Regions from separate parts of the Homo sapiens genome. Here region 2 is linked to region 1. A link is an interaction called in ENCODE POLR2A ChIA-PET data of the cell type or tissue named here. Cell type or tissue: HCT116. All regions are shown on one strand. Links, peaks and the distances in the headings refer to the core of each region. The heading gives the core; the rest is flanking DNA.

What was found. ChIA-PET counts read pairs that join two places held together with the same protein. Peaks named below come from ENCODE experiments on the same cell type or tissue, not always from the same donor. Only the 100,000 strongest peaks of a DNase experiment are listed, where the experiment ranks them.
Region 2: POLR2A ChIA-PET joins it to region 1 with 9 read pairs; 2 of 35 experiments call an interaction of 5 or more read pairs at or near these places.

What each region holds. Positions count from the first base shown.
Region 1 is chr1:148,260,074-148,268,454 of GRCh38, reverse strand. It overlaps TRQ-CTG4-1 (tRNA-Gln (anticodon CTG) 4-1), which reads left to right and starts at 3,276; the gene lies at 3,276-3,347. It also overlaps the pseudogene RNVU1-22. RefSeq lists silencers at 3,252-3,331, 3,499-3,684 and enhancers at 2,982-3,641, 3,446-3,741, 4,304-4,963. In HCT116, for the core only: no CTCF peak of the experiment used is centred there; DNase peaks (open chromatin) are centred at 3,434, 4,754 and 5,214; H3K4me3 peaks cover 2,463 bases; H3K27ac peaks cover 2,924 bases.
Region 2 is chr1:148,398,875-148,407,255 of GRCh38, reverse strand. It overlaps RNVU1-3 (RNA, variant U1 small nuclear 3), which reads right to left and starts at 4,541; the gene lies at 4,381-4,541. It also overlaps the pseudogene PDE4DIPP6. RefSeq lists enhancers at 4,541-4,590, 4,601-4,650, 4,681-4,910, 4,536-5,241. In HCT116, for the core only: no CTCF peak of the experiment used is centred there; DNase peaks (open chromatin) are centred at 4,405 and 4,855; H3K4me3 peaks cover 1,301 bases; H3K27ac peaks cover 841 bases.

The sequences.
Region 1 (8,381 bases), core at 124-8,123:
TTAATACACCACACAAAGGTAAAATTTGGTTTTCTCTTTTGATCAAAATGTTTGTGCAGTATTAATAATACATAAAATATTTTTGTTTACTTTCAAAGTAAACTGCAAGGCAAAACAATGAAAGGGAGAGACGGATAGAGTTGGCCTCATGTCTTCATTAGTTCTTACTGTTTAGAAAACTCAGCCTCCTTTGTATCAAAGGGTGAACATTTTTGTTTTATCATTTTGGCTGAATGACTGACTATTCTAAGGTGATCTGTGATCCTATTTTGTGATGTCAAGTGTCTCAAAACTTTGATATCTGGCAAAATTTCTAAGAGTAAAATTTCTAAATTCAGCCTTTTGGGCCTCAAATTAACTTTTTGGATATTAGGTTCTTGAAGTCCAAGAGAGATATATTAGGCTTCTTAGGCTTATTTGTTATGTAGAATTATGCAAGAAGCATTGTCATATCTGAGGTGGTGTTTCACTTCCTTTGGGTTCTATTGACACAGATGTGTTGTTAATGTGTGTTCCAGGATTGTATGAGATTCCTAGAGTTCTGCTATGCTGTCAGTAATAATTATGATTATTATGTTAAATTGTTGTGTGCCACAGAAGCAACAGAATTCCCTTGTCAATTGTATCTATAACCATGGTTGTCTTAAGGCTTTTGTCATCCACAATTGTTGTTTTGCTTTGATTCTTCTTAAAAAGTGACTTATAATCAGTTACATTCCAGGCGTTGCTTCTTTGGGGAAGTCCATGAAAAGGACTCTTGGATGCAGGTTTCTGATAACTTTGGAGATTGTGCCATTGAACTTAAGAGAAAATTTCCAGGGCACTAATAGAAAGACTGATGTGTTCATAGAGATTGCTAGCTGAATATGACAGAGCACGAGTTGATTGCATGGATCAAACTAATGGAGGACTGAAATAAGTTTTTATGGCCTTTGTTTGTTTCAAACATTGTTGATTCTTCAGAGTCTGGAGAACTTGTTTCCTTTTGAGCTATTTATAGCCTGCAACAATTGAGTAGAATAGTCTTCTAAACAGAATTTGAGGCATATTTTTCTCTGTCTGCCGAATTTCCACAGAATTTGTAAACTGAATATTCTTAACTCATGACAATGTGTTTGTTTGCATAAGTTCAATAAGATTCTGTTTTCTTTTATAACAGGACACAGGTGGAGGAATTGGTAATTTTCCCAGGGCTTTGCCTGAAATGGCGTTGTGAAATATTCCAGCAAAGCCTATTTAGGAGAGCCTGTATGAACAAGGATTCTTGCTGCACTTTGTGTGGGTAATCAGGCCAAGTATATTGGACTGAAGCTTCTTTAGGTTGGTCCTGCTGTGTTTTGTCTTTAGTGGAAATGGGGAACTGGACAGAGGAAGATTGTGTTTCAGGAGAAACTACAGTATTAGATGAATGTTTGATTCCTGGGTGGCCATGCAGTCACCCATGGTGTGAAGCTGCTCAGGATGCCCCTCCTCCACATGATGCAGCCAGAAAGATGGATGATCAGATTCCCCATGATTGAGGAACTGACAAATAGAAAGTGGGGACTGAAATCAACCCAAGAGTCCCACAGACAGTGTTTTTGGATAGACATAGAAATGGACCCTTCTGGTCTTAAAGCTTGAAACTTAGGACATTTGTTTTATCTGAGTTCCTTCCTCAGCAAAGGCCTCTCAGGCCTCTCAAAAAGCGTCATAGACCTGAAACTCAGCAGATGACAGCCTCCAGACAATGAGATGCCAGACCCCTCACTCATCATGAGTGCTTCCTCACCCTTCCCTAGTTCCTCTTTTCCCACCCACAGTTACAGTTCTTCCCTGCTACATAAACCCCTCACTTTAGTTGATCAGGGAGATTGATTTAAGACTGATCTCCCATCTCCTCAGCTGCAACACCCAATTAAAGCCTTCTTCCTCAGCAATACTCAATGTCTTAATGATTGGCTTTCTGTGAGCTGAGCAGCAGGGCCTAGACCGAATTCCTGGGCTTTCAGTAACAATACGTGTTTACTTTTAAAGACTGAAATTAATGGGTCATGATATATTGAGAAACTGGAATGGCATCAACTTGGCCAATTCTGAGAAAACACACTGTGCTTAAATGTCAGGGGCCTGCCTCCTGACCTGGACAGTATATGGCTGATTTTGAGTCAAAATAGGAGAGTATGGCCTGGTTTGAGTGTTTTACAGAAATGTAAAACATGGCTGATTGCTTTTATTTTAAATCCAACAAATCTCCATTTCTGGTGAGAAAATTTTGTTAAAACCAACCAACCAAACAAACATAGAAGTATATGAATAAAAAAATAAAGGATTCCCTGCTTCCCAATCTCACTTGATTGCTGTCTTCTGTTATATACTACAGGGAGGAAGGGGGCAAGGTGCCCAGGAAGTCCCACGTCCTGTTTTGACAATCATCTGGCCTCCTTGGGCAAATGGAAAAGAGGGAAAGCATAAAGAAAATAACAGAAATTTTGCAGATATTTCATCTCCGGGCTGGGTGCGGTGGCTCACGCCTGTAATCCCAGCACTTCCGGAGGCCAAGGCGGGCGAATCACTTGAGGTCAAGAGTTTGAGACCAGCCTGGCCAACATGGCAAAACCTCATCTCTACCAAATATACAAAAATTAGCCGGACATGGTGGCCCATGCTTGTAATCCCAGCCACTGGGGATTACAATCACTTGAACCCGACAGATGGAGGTTGCAGTGAGGGGAGATCACCCACTGCCACTGCATTGCACTCCAGTCTGAGCAACAGAAGGAGACTCTGTCTCAATGAAAAGAGAGGAAGGGAAGGGAAGGGAGGGGAGGGGAGGGGAGGGAAGGGAAGGGAAGTTAATCTCGGCACAGGAAACTCTGCCACCGAAGCTTGAATGAAAGAAAGAAAGAGAGAGAGAGAAAGGAAAGAAGGAATGAAGGAAGGAAGGAAGGAAGGAAGGAAGGGAGGGAGGGAGGGAGGGAGGGAGGGAGGGAGGGAGGAAGGGAGGGAGGGAGGGGAAGGGAAGGAAGGAATTTCACCTCGGCACAGGAAACTCTATGACCGAGGCTTCAAGGGCTCTTCTCTGGCCCTAAACCCACAGTGGATTTTGCCTCTTTTTCCGGGGTGCAAATGAAATGACAGAAGTCGATCAACGGAGAGGGCAGAGAGAAAGCAAGAAGGATGGCTCCTTCCTGCAGGTCCACCTACCTTAAGTGTTGCTTGTGGAATCTAAAGAAATGCCTTAACATGGGTGGGTGGGAACTAATTCAGACACCTTTAACAACTTTATGTTGCATGGTTCCATGGTGTAATGGTAAGCACTCTGGACTCTGAATCCAGCGATCCGAGTTCGAGTCTCGGTGGAACCTTTGTGTTTCATTGGCATGGTAAGGCCGTGTTTTACTTCCTAAATGGAATGGAGATTCCGCTGATGTTCAGAAGCTCTGCGCTGCAGGTCTCGGTGTCCCTTCTGCTCCCGCTGTCTCAGCCTCGCGATGTCACCCTCTTCGTCTCCCTCTTCGGTGTTCGGGGTCCCAGAAACCGAGTTATCACAGTGGCCCGGACCACGGGGAAATTGCTGAATCATCCTGTTGGGATCACCGAGCCTGCAGGGTCCCCTTCCTGGGCGAGCCTCCTAGCCCCGTGCAATCGGAGGCCCGGACCCCCCCCGCCAGGGACCCAGCGACCCAGGAAGTCCCCACCCCTTCTCAGGGCGACCTGGGCCTCGGACATTCGGGCAACACTTGACTCATGGTCTTGTGGTATATCTACAGAGAGAAGAATGTATATTTTAGCTAGACTGTCCCCCCACAGGCCCTACAAAAGGAAAAAGAAGGAAAAATAATAAAGAAGGATATATATACCTGAAAAAATTATAAAATAATAAAAATATATATTGTATATATTTAAAATATATAAAAATTATATATTAAATATAATTATACATTTTAAAAATATATTAAAAATATATAAAAGCATATATAAAAGCATCCATTTCAAGTTTGATGACGTGTTTATTACTTTAAAAGGTCCTCCTGTGCCCTTGCAGTCAGTCCCGCCCTCCCCCTACCCCAGCAATCAATGATGTATTTTCTATCACTATACAGGTTAGTTTTACCTGTTCTAGAAATTCACCTTGATGGCGCCACACAGGATGCACTCTTTTCATCACTCGGCATAATGTTTTTGAGATGATCCATTTTATCTCATGTTTCCGTAATGTGTCCCATTTTATTGCTGGGTAGTTCGGGTAGTTGGGGTAGATCGCAGCACATTCTGCCGACAGGTGAGACTGCGATTCCGACCTACGGGCCTTGGTTAATATAAGCAAGGGCACCTGGGCGCGGGGAGAGCCGTTCCCCTACAGAAAGCAAGCGTGTTGTGTCTACAACGGAACGGGGACACTGCTCTCATCCCAAAGAACAGCACCCGTCTGCGTAGAGTTTCTACCTGGCTCTAGGAGGTGAGAACACATTCCCTGCTAGCACAGAAATCCTACAAACTACTGCGGGGGCTGCGGTTAGAAGCAGAGGCTGTGTGAAGGGTGACTCTGGAGGCTACGAAAAAACACGAAGGTTTTCACAGAGAACCCAAGAGACTGGAGACCATGAAGCAAAGTCTGCAAAAAGCAGCCCCACATAGAAAGGTTGGGGAAGAGCCCTGCGGCCACTTAGTTTGTGTTAAATAAGCTCACGACAGCGGCGGAGAGGACCGTAACGCGATACTTTCTGTTTCTCACGCTTGAGACAGTAAGGACGACACTTAACATGCCGTCAAAGCTACAAACCCATAGAAACTAAGAGTAGCCCTTCGCGTAGAGCTCACGTTTTGCACTGCAGTATCTCAGCGGAATTCACTAACGCAGCCCCCCCCACTACCACAAATTATGCAGTGGAATTTCCTACATTTAGGAAAATCGCAAGAATCAGTACACACAATAGAAAAAACCTCACTCTGGAAAAACGATCTTCACAATACTATCTTCCCTCCCAGGTAACTACGGATTTGCACACCTCCGCCCCGCCACAGCTCCATACGCCTCAACCTTTACACGCACGGTCACTTGCCCCGCGCGTCCCCGAGCCCTCCTAGCCCTGACACACAGCTGGGACTCTGAGGTCCGACCAGCTGTCCTGGACTCGCTCCCACAGCACGGAACTCCTTCGTGGCGAAGCAGCAGGTGGAGAAGCAGCGGCCCCTGCGCTGCCTCATCTACATAGAAGTCGCCCTATCCGTGATGTCACCGACAGCGCCTTTCCCGTCTCCGTCAACTTTCCCGCCCCATCTTCCGCCACTCAGCCGACTAACATGCTACCAGAGCCTGTCCACCCTTCTTCAAATAATGGTTTGTAATGCGCAGACTAAAACATGTTGGATTACACAAGAAACCGGTTCTCTTCCCATCGTTATTCTTCTGATGTAGCATTCTACTTGAAATTGGAAGCCGTTCAGTATCAGAGAGAAACCATATCTATGAAACTAGAGATGCTGCTCAGATGACTGCAAACCAGCCATCCTTACTTGTTTTACCACTAGTAGTGTTATAAGGACAGTGGTCCAATTTCATGAATCTTGTAGGGTTTTTTCAAATACAGCAATGTACAAATATGCTGTCCCAGCAGAGCACGCTGGACACGCAGGCATGGTGCTGGAGTTTGTCATCTCTTCCACCTTCTCTAGACCTTAGCACTTAACCTCATGTTAGCACTTTATATTCTGCAAAGAGAGAAACAAGGTGGTCCAAATTTGGAGAAAAAAAAATTGGGGGGAAATTTTGAGGTGCTCAACTGATTACTTTTAATCTGTAGAATACAACCCCAAACTCTGACAATACTCCACAGACTCCAAATCTATCAGGCGAGTTTTTCCTGTCCTTTGCTTTCATATAAATCAAATCATAAAGTGTGTAGTGGGTTTTGTGGGAATATAACTGCCCAATGGGTTCACGTTGCCTGCTGCCTAGACAGAACCAATTTATCAAGACAGGGGAATTGCAATAAAGAAAGTTATTTACCCAGAGCCAGCTGTGTGGGAGATCAGAGTTTTATTATTACTCAAATCAGTCTTCCTGAGCATTCTAGGACCAGAGTTTTTAAGGATAATTTGGTGGTTGGGGGCCAGTGAGTTGGGAGTTCTGATTGGTCAGGTCAGAGATGAACTTACAGGGAGTTAAAGCATGCTCTTGAGCTGGGTCAGTTCCTGGGTGGGGGCCACAAGATCAGATGAGCTGGTTTATCCATCTGGGTGGTGCTAGCTGATGCATCGAGTGCAGGACTACAAAATACCTCACGCACTGATCTTAGGTTTTACAATGCTGATGTGATCCCCAGGAACAATTTGGGGAGGTTTAGAATCTTATAAGCTGGAGGCTGCATGACTTCTAAACCATCATTTCTAATCTTGTGACTAATTTGTTAGTCCTGCAAAGGCAGTCTAGTCCCCAGGCAGGAAGGGGGTTTGTTTTGGGAAAGAGCTGTTATCATCTTTGTTTCACAGCTAAACCATAAACTAAGTTCCTCTCAAAGTTATTTTGGCCTGTGCCCAGGAATGAACAAGGACAGCTTGGACGCTGGAAAAAAGATGGAAGCAGTTAGGTCAAACCTCTTTTGCTGTGATAATTGTCCCAGTTATAATTTTTGCAAAGTCGGTCTCAGGAGCAGAGGCATAGGTTTGACTTCTTTCACTCAGTCTTACATCTATGAATTTTTCATGTTATTCATGTGGTTATTTGTTTCTGTGCGTATTCCTTTGTATGAATATAGGCCAACTTATTTATTTATTCTACTGTTGCTGAACATGTTGACCTAAAAGAAAGACCCTGAAGCACAAAATATAATTTAGAGTTTACTTGAGCCAAAGTGAAGGCAGCTGCCGGGAAGACTCACACCCCAAGAACCTTGGATCTGAGCTCCCTTTGGCCTTTGTCACAAACAGGTTTTTAAAGGTCAAAAAGGGGGACACACAATGAGCTGATGGAAAGGTGGCTGTCAGGAATTCTCATTGGTTTTCAGAAATAGTGTTGATGAGAGCTTGGCTATCCGTTGTAATAGGGTGTGGGATACAGTGTTTGGTGTGGCATTATTAGATTAATTTACAGCTAACTGGGGTGATAGCAAACAGTTTCAACAGTTGAATACATAGCTCAAAAGGAAGGAAGCAGAAAGTGGTTGCTGTCTTGATTTAATGTGTCTCTGATCATGTGAAGTGGCTCACATTCCTCAGATAAGAATTCTTTAAAAAATCTTTCTTCTTGAAAGCACTGATGATCAAAAGCTCAGCCAAGGTGTCCCTCTTTGCCAGGAAGGCTCATTCCCAGATAGTCTTTCCCACGCTGAGGGCAGGGGAGGAAAGGAGCTGCCTCACTGAGGAATTTTTAAGAGCACCCAAAAGCCCAATTGAAAGGGTGACACCGAGTAGAAAAAAAAGAAAAAGAGAAGAAAAGAAAAAAAAGAGGAGAGAGAGACCTTAGTTAAGTCTGCAGCTATCACTTGTTGAATCATTTCTAGTCTTCAGATACCATAAAATCAGTTTTCTCAGAAGTAAAGCAGTAAATATATAGCATTAATTATTTGAATAGTACACATATAATTCACACAAGAATGAGAATCACAAAGAGAATCTGTATGCCAGAACAGTAAGGGAACCTATTCCATTAGGGAGCCAACGAAAAACATCAGGGAAAACATCACATCCCAGTTCTTCTTTCATGATTTCTTGTAGCCAAATGACTTCTAATTTTTTCTAGATGAGGTTCTACTTCATGGGAAGTATTTATTTATGTATATGCAACCAGAGGTTGTAAACACCACACATCCACCTCCCTGCTCAGCTAAATCTATCATCTAAAGCGGGCTGCGGAGGCTGCTGCTGCTGGGGCTCTCCCCTTGGTGTTCTGGGCTGCATTGTACTAAGTGGAGAAGGTGGTTGTGGGCAAGCGTTGTGCAGAGATCACAACCAGGTGGGCAGGGGGCTGCTCTCTCCACACTATCAGTTGACAATGTACAATTCCTTCTATGAACTCTTGTAAGTGCTGCTGTATGTACCCATTGTTTTTGTTTTGTTTTGTTTTGTTTTTGTATTTTGAGACAGACTCTCTGTCTCCCAGGCTGGAGTACAGTGCCACGATCTTGGTTCACTGCAACCTCTGCCTCCTGGGTTCAAGCAATTCTCCTGCCACAGCTTCTCAAGTTGCTAGGACTACAGGCACATGACACTGCACCCAGCTAATTTTGTATTTTTAGTAGAGATGGGGTTTCACCATGTTGGCCAGACTTGTCTCAAACTCCTGACCTCAGGTGATCCACCCACCTCGACTGCCCAAAGTGCTGGGATTACAGATGTGAGCCACTGAGCCTAGGTTCTACCCATTTTTAAATAAGGCTAATAGTGTCTTTGAAAATATT
Region 2 (8,381 bases), core at 161-8,160, 140 kb before region 1:
CCTCAGACACCGGATTGTGGAAGGTAAGAGCTTTTTTCAGCTGGGAGCATCGGTAGACTCACATCCTAGAAACCGAGCTCCCCAAACAAGTAATTCTTGTCCCTTTTAAGGGCCCACAACTCTAAAGGGGCTGCATGGGGGGGGGGTCATGATCAACTGAGCAAGCGAGGGGTACGTGACTGGGGGCTGCATGTACTGGTAATCAGAATGAAACAGGACAGAAAAGGGAATTTCATAATGCTTTTTTATACAATGTCTGGAATTTACAGACAGCACAATTGGTGAGGTCAGCAGTTGAATTTTAACAACCAGGCCTGAAATGTGGCACCCAGTTGTCTGAGCGTGATTTTCACTTCTGCCCATTCTTTCAACCTCCACTTTTTCAGCAAACAAGAAATTAAGTGTAAGACAATATGAGGAGTGGTCGCTCTCAAAACCAGCTTGGCCAACATGGTGAAACCCCATCTCTACTAAAAATAAAAAAATTAGCCGGGCATGGTGGCAGGCACCTGTAGTCCCAGCTACTGGGGAGGCTGAGGCAGGAGAATCGCTTGAACCTGGGAGGTGGAGATTGCAGTGAGCCAAGATCCCACCACCACACTCCAGCCTGGGTGACAGAGCGAGGCGAGACTGTCACAAAAAAAAAAAAAGCAGTGCCTTCAAAAATCTCAGAGAGAAATTATTTCCACCTATCTTTTTGTATCTCTATCTAGTAAAATATCAATTAACTTTATGGGTATAAAAGACATTTTCAGACATGCAGTGTCTCAAAAAGTTTATTTCTAAGGTAACCACTTTATAGGAGGTCTTGAAGGATATGCATCATCAAAAGGAAGAAGTGAGTGAGGAATGCACCCCCTTGAGATCCATGAAGCAGGGGATCTAACAAGAGAGAGGTCATGGAAATCCCAAGATGGTGCAGTAAAGAGAGATATTATGATAACAGCTGTGAGATAAGCCTGAAGAGCAAGTCATCCAGAATGGAACATATAGAAATGTGCCAGGAAAAATTTCTTTCTTTCTTTTTTCTTTTTTATTTATTTTTATTTTTTGAGAAGGAGTCTCGCTCTTTTGCCCAGGCTGGAGTGCAATGGCATGATCTCGGCTCACTGCAACCTCTGCCTCCCGGGTTCAAGTGATTCTCCTGCCTCAGCTTCCCGAGTAGCTGGGATTACAGGTGCCTGCCAGCCTCAGCTTCCCAAGTAGCTGGGAGTACAGGCGCCCGCCACCATGCCTGACTAATTTTTATATTTTTATTAAAGACGGAGTTTCACCACCCTGGCCAGGCTGGTCTCGAACTCCTGACCTCAGGTGATCCACCTGCCTGGGCCTCTCAAAGTGCTGGGATTACAGGCGTGAGCCACCGCGCCTGGCTGCTCTTTTTTATAGACGAAGAAATTGAGGTACAGAAAATCCAGTAAGGTTTTAAAAGTCACGTCATGAATGAACCAAGATTTCAACCCAGAAATTGAGGCTTCACCACAAGTGAAGACTGGGGTTTTCTTGTTTTCAATTATTGGGAGTTTTGGATTTCCAGGAATGTGCAATTGTAAAAACCCAGCTTCAGGAGGTGATGAAATAGGTGCAGTGGCTCTGGTGTAAGCTCTGAAGCCCCAGGCTCAGGCTCTATTGAAAAATTACTTTTGCTGAAATATTCCTGTTTTTAGGAACTTCCATGGAACTTGAGCCTTCACGCAGCATATTTTGGCATCTGATTCAAAGCTAATAGAGGTCCGGAGGATTCCCAGGATTAAAGTCTTTAAACAGAAAGTGTGAATCTTGCCTAAGCAAAAGGTGCCATCCCTGGATGGGCTTGCACCACCAACCTTTCAGTTAACAGTCAAACGCGCTAACCGATTGCGCCACAGAGACTCCAATGGCTTGTGTCTTAAACTCATTTGCTGATACCAGAAATGGCTTTTTAACCTCTGGCTGCAGATAATCTCATGTATTTGATGCCTGTCCAATCCCGCGCACTCCAGAAACCCATAATACGGGAGACAATGAAGCCAAGAGTCGAGTCTTTGGGCACTTTGGACGTTCTACTCTGGCAGAGTCAGCTGGGGGACTCCAACGGCCAAAGGTCCACCTGCTCCTCACCGTCTGCTCTTCACTGCTTCCTCCGCCTGCTCTTCACCGTCTCAAAAGTCGCCGGCCCCTCTACAGGCGACAACTGCAGCTTCTCAGGCGAAAGTCACTCTCTTTCCCATTCTTAGCCCCGCTCACACCTTGCACTCACAGTCATTTCTGCCAGGCCTGGGCCAGCAGACGCGCGCGTGGGAAGGACCAGAACCCGTGGTGTCCTCACTGCGTCCCCCTCGGGTCCTCAGAGGTGGGATCCACAGGAAAGGGACCTGGAGTTTGCACAGGCTGCAGCCCTTCGCCCAGAGCCACCCTAGCACCTAGTAGGTGCCCAATAAATGCTCGGTGAAGGAAGGCATTCCACCGCAGGGTTTTAGGAGAACCATGAATTCCCAGGTGAAAATTAAGGGTTTAGTCCTACTAAGAAGTCTGGAATATAGAGACCTGAACTGTTTCTCAAAGGCAGCTGTTCTTGTATCCCCAGAGCCGGTTTAGAATCCAGCAAAGGCCCCTGCCCAGTGGATCCCACCTCTGGAGACCCGAGGATAGTGCGGTGGGGGGCACCGCGGGTTCTGGTCTTTCCCACGCTCACGTCCACCGGCCCAGGCCCAAAGGAAATGGCTGTGAGAGCAAGATGTAAAGATAGTTACAAATACCAGCTAGGGCCAGTGACAGTTGCAGAAATGAGGACTTGTAATAGTTAGGAGTATTTCTTCATTATTTTGAGATGAATACATTTGGTTATATGTTAACCAATACTTTTCTTGAGAATTCTCGTCTTCCATCATCCTCGCTATCATATTCATTAATAATTAACTTTTAGAAATCTCAATATTTAGGTTACAGGATAGCAAATATGGAATGTGATCTAGCTAAAAAAGGAGTGAACATCATTCAAAGACAAATAAAAGACTTTATCCTGTTGGGGAAAGGGTTGGCATATTTTCACTGAATGAGAAAAAGTATGATTTTCCTATTGTCTTTATCTGAACCTTAAGTATGGCTTTACAAGGAGGAAAAAGGAGGAAGAAGAGAAAGAAGAGGATGAGGAAGAGGAAGAAAAAAGGAGGAGGAGGAAGGTGCACATTGATGCCACTTTGAGAAGAAGTGGACTGTGGTGGATTTGTAATGTATCAGTTTTGCCAAGCTGAATGCACATTTCCCAGATTTGCCATCTTTAGATAGCTCTAGGTTAGCCTGGGCAACAGGAGACACTTGGAAGATAGAATTCGAGTGGCTGTTACACGCTTTTGTATACTGGGAAGGGCGTTGTTACAGCTCAGGCATGATCTTCATCTTCCCTGACCCTTGGACTGGTGGGTGTTTTGCTTCTTGATCTAACATTAAGGTTAGAAGTTGCAGGATTCCAGCAGGGTTTTGTCACATCCAATCTGGTTTAAGTTCCCATATTATTAGGAAAGCTTTAGGGTGCTTCAGGAAAACGCTTTTTAAAAAATCAAATTTGGAAAATATCAAATGGAATTACAGGCAATAAGCATAACCCAGTGGAAACATGAATCAAACCCTCTAGAGCAGGGTTGTCTAAATTTTGGCTTCCTTGGGCCACACTGGGAAAAAAAAAAAAGACACTTGTCTTGGGCCCAGCATAATATACACTAACTGCAACTGAACCGTGCGTGTAAAGCTTGTAAACAAAATCTGTCTGTAAAGTCTGTAAACAGGCCAGGCGCGGTGGCTCAGGCCTGTAATCCCAACATTTTGGGTGGCCGAGGCGGGCGGATAACTTGAGGTCAGGAGTTTAAGACCAGCCTGGCCAACATGGTAAAACCCTGTCTCTACCAAAAATTCAAAAAATTAGCCGGGCCTAATTTTTTAGTGGCCTGCGCTTGTAATCTCAGTTACCTAGGAGATCGAGTATTCTCTGGCTGAGGCAGGAGAATAGCTTGAAGGCAGGAGGCAGAGGTTGCAGTAAGCCATGCACTCCAGTGAACTGTTTGCTGTTAATAAATGTTTACAGTGGGCTCCCATAGGGAAAAGAAAAGCTTAGTTTTATTTCTATAGAACAAAAAAAAAAGTTAAGAGATTAGTAGAGACGGGTCCACCATATTTGACCACACTGACATCAAACTCCAGAGCTCGAGCGGTATTAACATAAAGTTATCAATGCATCTCACAGACTACTGAGATTACAAGCGTGAGAACCAACCACTACCTGACAAAATCTTTACTTTGAAAGTAAGTGACAGATGGGAACAAAGACCTGTTTATTAGTTTATACTAACGCGTTGTATATGCTTCCACAGCAAACAAAATCCACTTTTAAAACGACAGCAATCCAGGGGAAAGCACAAACAGTTCCCCACTGCCACAAATTATGTAGTCGAGATTCCCTCATTTGGGGAAATCACAGGGGTCAGCACATCCAGAGTAAAATTGCTAAGCCTTGCCCTGGAAAAACCACCTTCGTGATCATAACATTTCTTCTGCCAGATAAATATAAGTATAAGCTCACACCCCTCCGCCCCGCCGCAGCCTCATATTCCTCACCCTTTACACGCAAGGTCACTTGCGTCACGCGCATCCCGGAGCCATCCTAGCCCTAACACACAGCTGCGACTCTCCGGTCCGACCAGCGGTCCCAGACTTGCTCCCACGGCACGGGAACTCTTTCGTGGCAAAGCAGCAGCCCCTGCGCTGCCTCATCTACATAGAAATCGCCCTCTCCGTGATGTCACCGACAACGCCTTCCGGATCCCCGTCTGCTCTTCCGCCTCACCCAACGCCCCTCAGCGGACCTACCCGCTGTCGGAGCCGGCGGGGGAAGTGACTTATGCCTGTCCCTTCTTTCCCTCCTGTCCCCGCCCCTCGTCTGCCGCAATGAAGCGGGTACTTAATCTGTGTCCTGTGGAGGTCCCACTTGGCAGCCAGCTGGAAGCCCGTGCACCCTTCTTCAAATAATGGCTTTCAATGAGCAGACTAGGACGTTTAGGATTACAAAGGAAACCGATTCCTTTCAAACCTGGTTATCTTTATGATGTGGCACTGTGTGCATATCTTCGTTAAAACGCATTGAAGGCCACTGCACTCCACCCTGGGCGACAAGAGGTGACTGTGTCTCAAAAAAACCAAAAACACTCCCCCCTCACCCCAAAGCATTAGACGTCAAGGCTGGCAGGGATGTCTGTTCTCTTGAAAGTTCAATATCAAAATACTTGGAAATTAAACTAAAATAGTAGAAGCAAGAACAAAAATTAAGTTGAAGATAATGTCAAGAATATTTCCCACAAACCAAAATAATAATGTAAAAACAGGAGAGAAAAGTTCAGGAAGGTAGATGTCCAAGGTCCATACGATTAGCATGCGTATCAGAAAGAGGATAGAAAAAAATCAGTACAATAATTCAAAACACTTTCCATACCAATGGATTGAAACTACAGTGAATTTAAAGTATTGAATTGATATTGAACTTTCAAGAGAACAGACATCCCTGCCAGCCTTGACGTCTAATGCTTTGGGGTGAGGGGGGAGTGTTTTTGGTTTTTTTGAGACACAGTCACCTCTTGTCACCCAGGGTGGAGTGCAGTGGCCTTTAATGCATTTTAAGGAAGATATGCAAACAGTGCCACATCACAAAGATAATCAGGTTTGAAAGGAATCGGTTTCCTTTGCAATCCTAAACGTCCTAGTCTGCTCATTGAAAGCCATTATTTGAAGAAGGGTGCACGGGCTTCCAGCTGGCTGCCAAAGGGGACCTCCACAGGACACAGATTAAGTACCCGCTTCATTGCGGGAGACGAGGGGCGGGGACAGGAGGGAAAGAAGAGAGAGGCATAAGTCACTTCCCCGCTGGCTCTGGCAGAGGTTTGGTCCCCTGAGTGCTCCTTTCTTGTAAGCAGTTCTTGTTTCATATTTTCACTATCTCTGACACTGTTAACTGTACGATTTTTTTTCTTCTGTACACAAAAAAAAGTTTGTTTCAATAGTGAACTATGAGCCAGGGTGGTGGCTTATGCCTATAATCCCAGCACTTTGGGAGGCCAAGGCGGGCAGATCACCTGAGGTTAGGAGTTCAAGATCAGTCTGGCCAACATAGTGAAACCCTGTCTCTACTAAAAATACAAAAATTAGCCAGATGTGGTGGTGGGCACCTGTAATCCCAGCTATTTGGGAGGCTGAGGCAGCAGAATTGCTTGAACACAGGAGGCGGTGGTTGCAGTGAGCTGAGATTGCGCCACTGCACTCCAGACTGGGCAACAGAGCAAGACTCCATCTCAAAAAAAAAAAAAAAAAAAAAGTGAAGTATGTACCTTCTACAGTATACTCTTCCAACTTAACAGATTCTGTCATTGACATACGATGTTGCATCAATACTTGTGTAAGGGGTTTAACACTACTACTATATATAATAGATGTAATATATTTTATATATATATGTATATATATATATATAACACTAAGGTTTATTAAAACAACTCTCAGTAAACAGATGCCCCTGATGTTCCAACAAAATAACCTACTATTATTAGAAACCAAATAAACTCCTCCTCCTATGAGAAAGAAAGTAAACAACTTCTGGCTTGGCGCGGTGGCTCACGCCTGTAATCCCAGCACTTTGGGAGGCTGAAGCAGGTGCTCATGATCACCTGAGTTTAGGAGTTCAAGACCAGCCTGGCCAACATGGTGAAACCCTGTCTCTATTAAAAATACAAAAATTACAGCGCGCCTATAATCTCAGCTACTCGGGAGGCTGAGGCAGGAGAATCGCTTGAACCTGGGGGGCAGAGGTTGCAGTGAGCCGAGATCACCCCACTGCACTGCAGCCTGGGCAACAGAGCAAAACTCCATCTGAAAAAAAAAAGTAAACAATTCTGGAACAGTTTGAAAAAGCAATTTAAGTGAAAATGACACCAAAAAGGGTAAAAAGAAAAAGGAGGGAATAGTAGGAAATAACCTATATGTGATTATCTATTTTCAATTCTAAGTGGCTTGGTATAGGTTTAGGCAGGCTACCTGGAAAGAAAGAAATAAAGAAGCAGAATGTACTGAGCCACCCCCTCCACCTTCCTTCTTTCCCTTTCACCCAGTGGCCAGGCATCTATCGGTGGGGGCCCCCTCATCTACCCCTTCCCCACTCCACAAAGAAATTTAGTTTAAGCTAGCTTGCAACATAGATAATTGTACCCTTTCTTATCAGCTAAGTGCAGCCACTAGAGCCGTAAGTCAAATGTTTGAAAAATCCTGAGAGTCATAATGCATCGTGTGCTGCAATAAAATGCAGCAGAAAGACCCTAAAGAATGTACTTGAAGAACAATCAATAGGTGATGTCTAGGAAGATTGTGGAAGGCTAGTACTCAGCCTATGAGGAACTGAGGGAGGGACCTGTGCACTAGGGCGTAAATTGCTTGTTGAAACTGTGCTGGGTGTGCCTGCATGCCAGACACCCGATCTTGCAAGACCGTCATTAAAAGTCTCACTTTCGCTGTTCTCTGGGTCTCTGAGTTCATTGTTTGGGTTTAGACAGGTGAATTTGTTTCTCACAAATTTGATTGGATTGAAGGATGAAAGTATTGATCCTGGGCGTATCTGTGAGGGTGTTGCCAAAGGAGATTAACATTTGAGTCAATGGGCTGGGGAAAGCAGACCCACCCTAAATCTGGTGGGCACAATATAATCCACTGCCCATGAATATAAAGCAGGCAGAAAATCATGAAAAGGCCAGACTGGCCTATCCTGCCAGCCTACGTCTTTCTCCTGTGCTGGATGCTTCCTGCCCTGGAACATCAGACTCCAAGTTCTTCAGTTTTGAGACTTGAACTGACTTTCCTGCTCCTTAAGCTTGCAGACAGCCTATTGCAGGACATTGTGATTGTGTAAGTTAATACTTAATAAACTCCTGGCCAGGTGTGGTGGTTCACACCTGTAATCCCAGCTCTCAGAGACGCAGAGGCGGGAGGATAGCTTGAGCCCAGGAGTTGGAGACCTGCCTGGGCAATATAACAAGACCCTGTTTTCCACAAAAAGTAAGAAAAAAAAAGACAAAAAAAGTAAGTGTAATACTTAATAAACTACTTTGTATATCTATCCTATTAATTCTGTCTGTCTAGAGAACCCTGACTAATACAGAGTCACATAAAAATATGAGCCTCAGGCCGGGCACAGTGGGTCACACCTGTAATCCCAGCACTTCGGGAGGCCAAAGCGGGTGGATCCTGATCACCTGAGGTTAGGAGTTCGAGACCAGCCTGACCAACATGGAGAAACCCCATCTCTACTAAAAATACACAATTAACCAGTTGTGGTGGCACATGCCTGTAATCCCAGCTACTCGGAAGGCTGA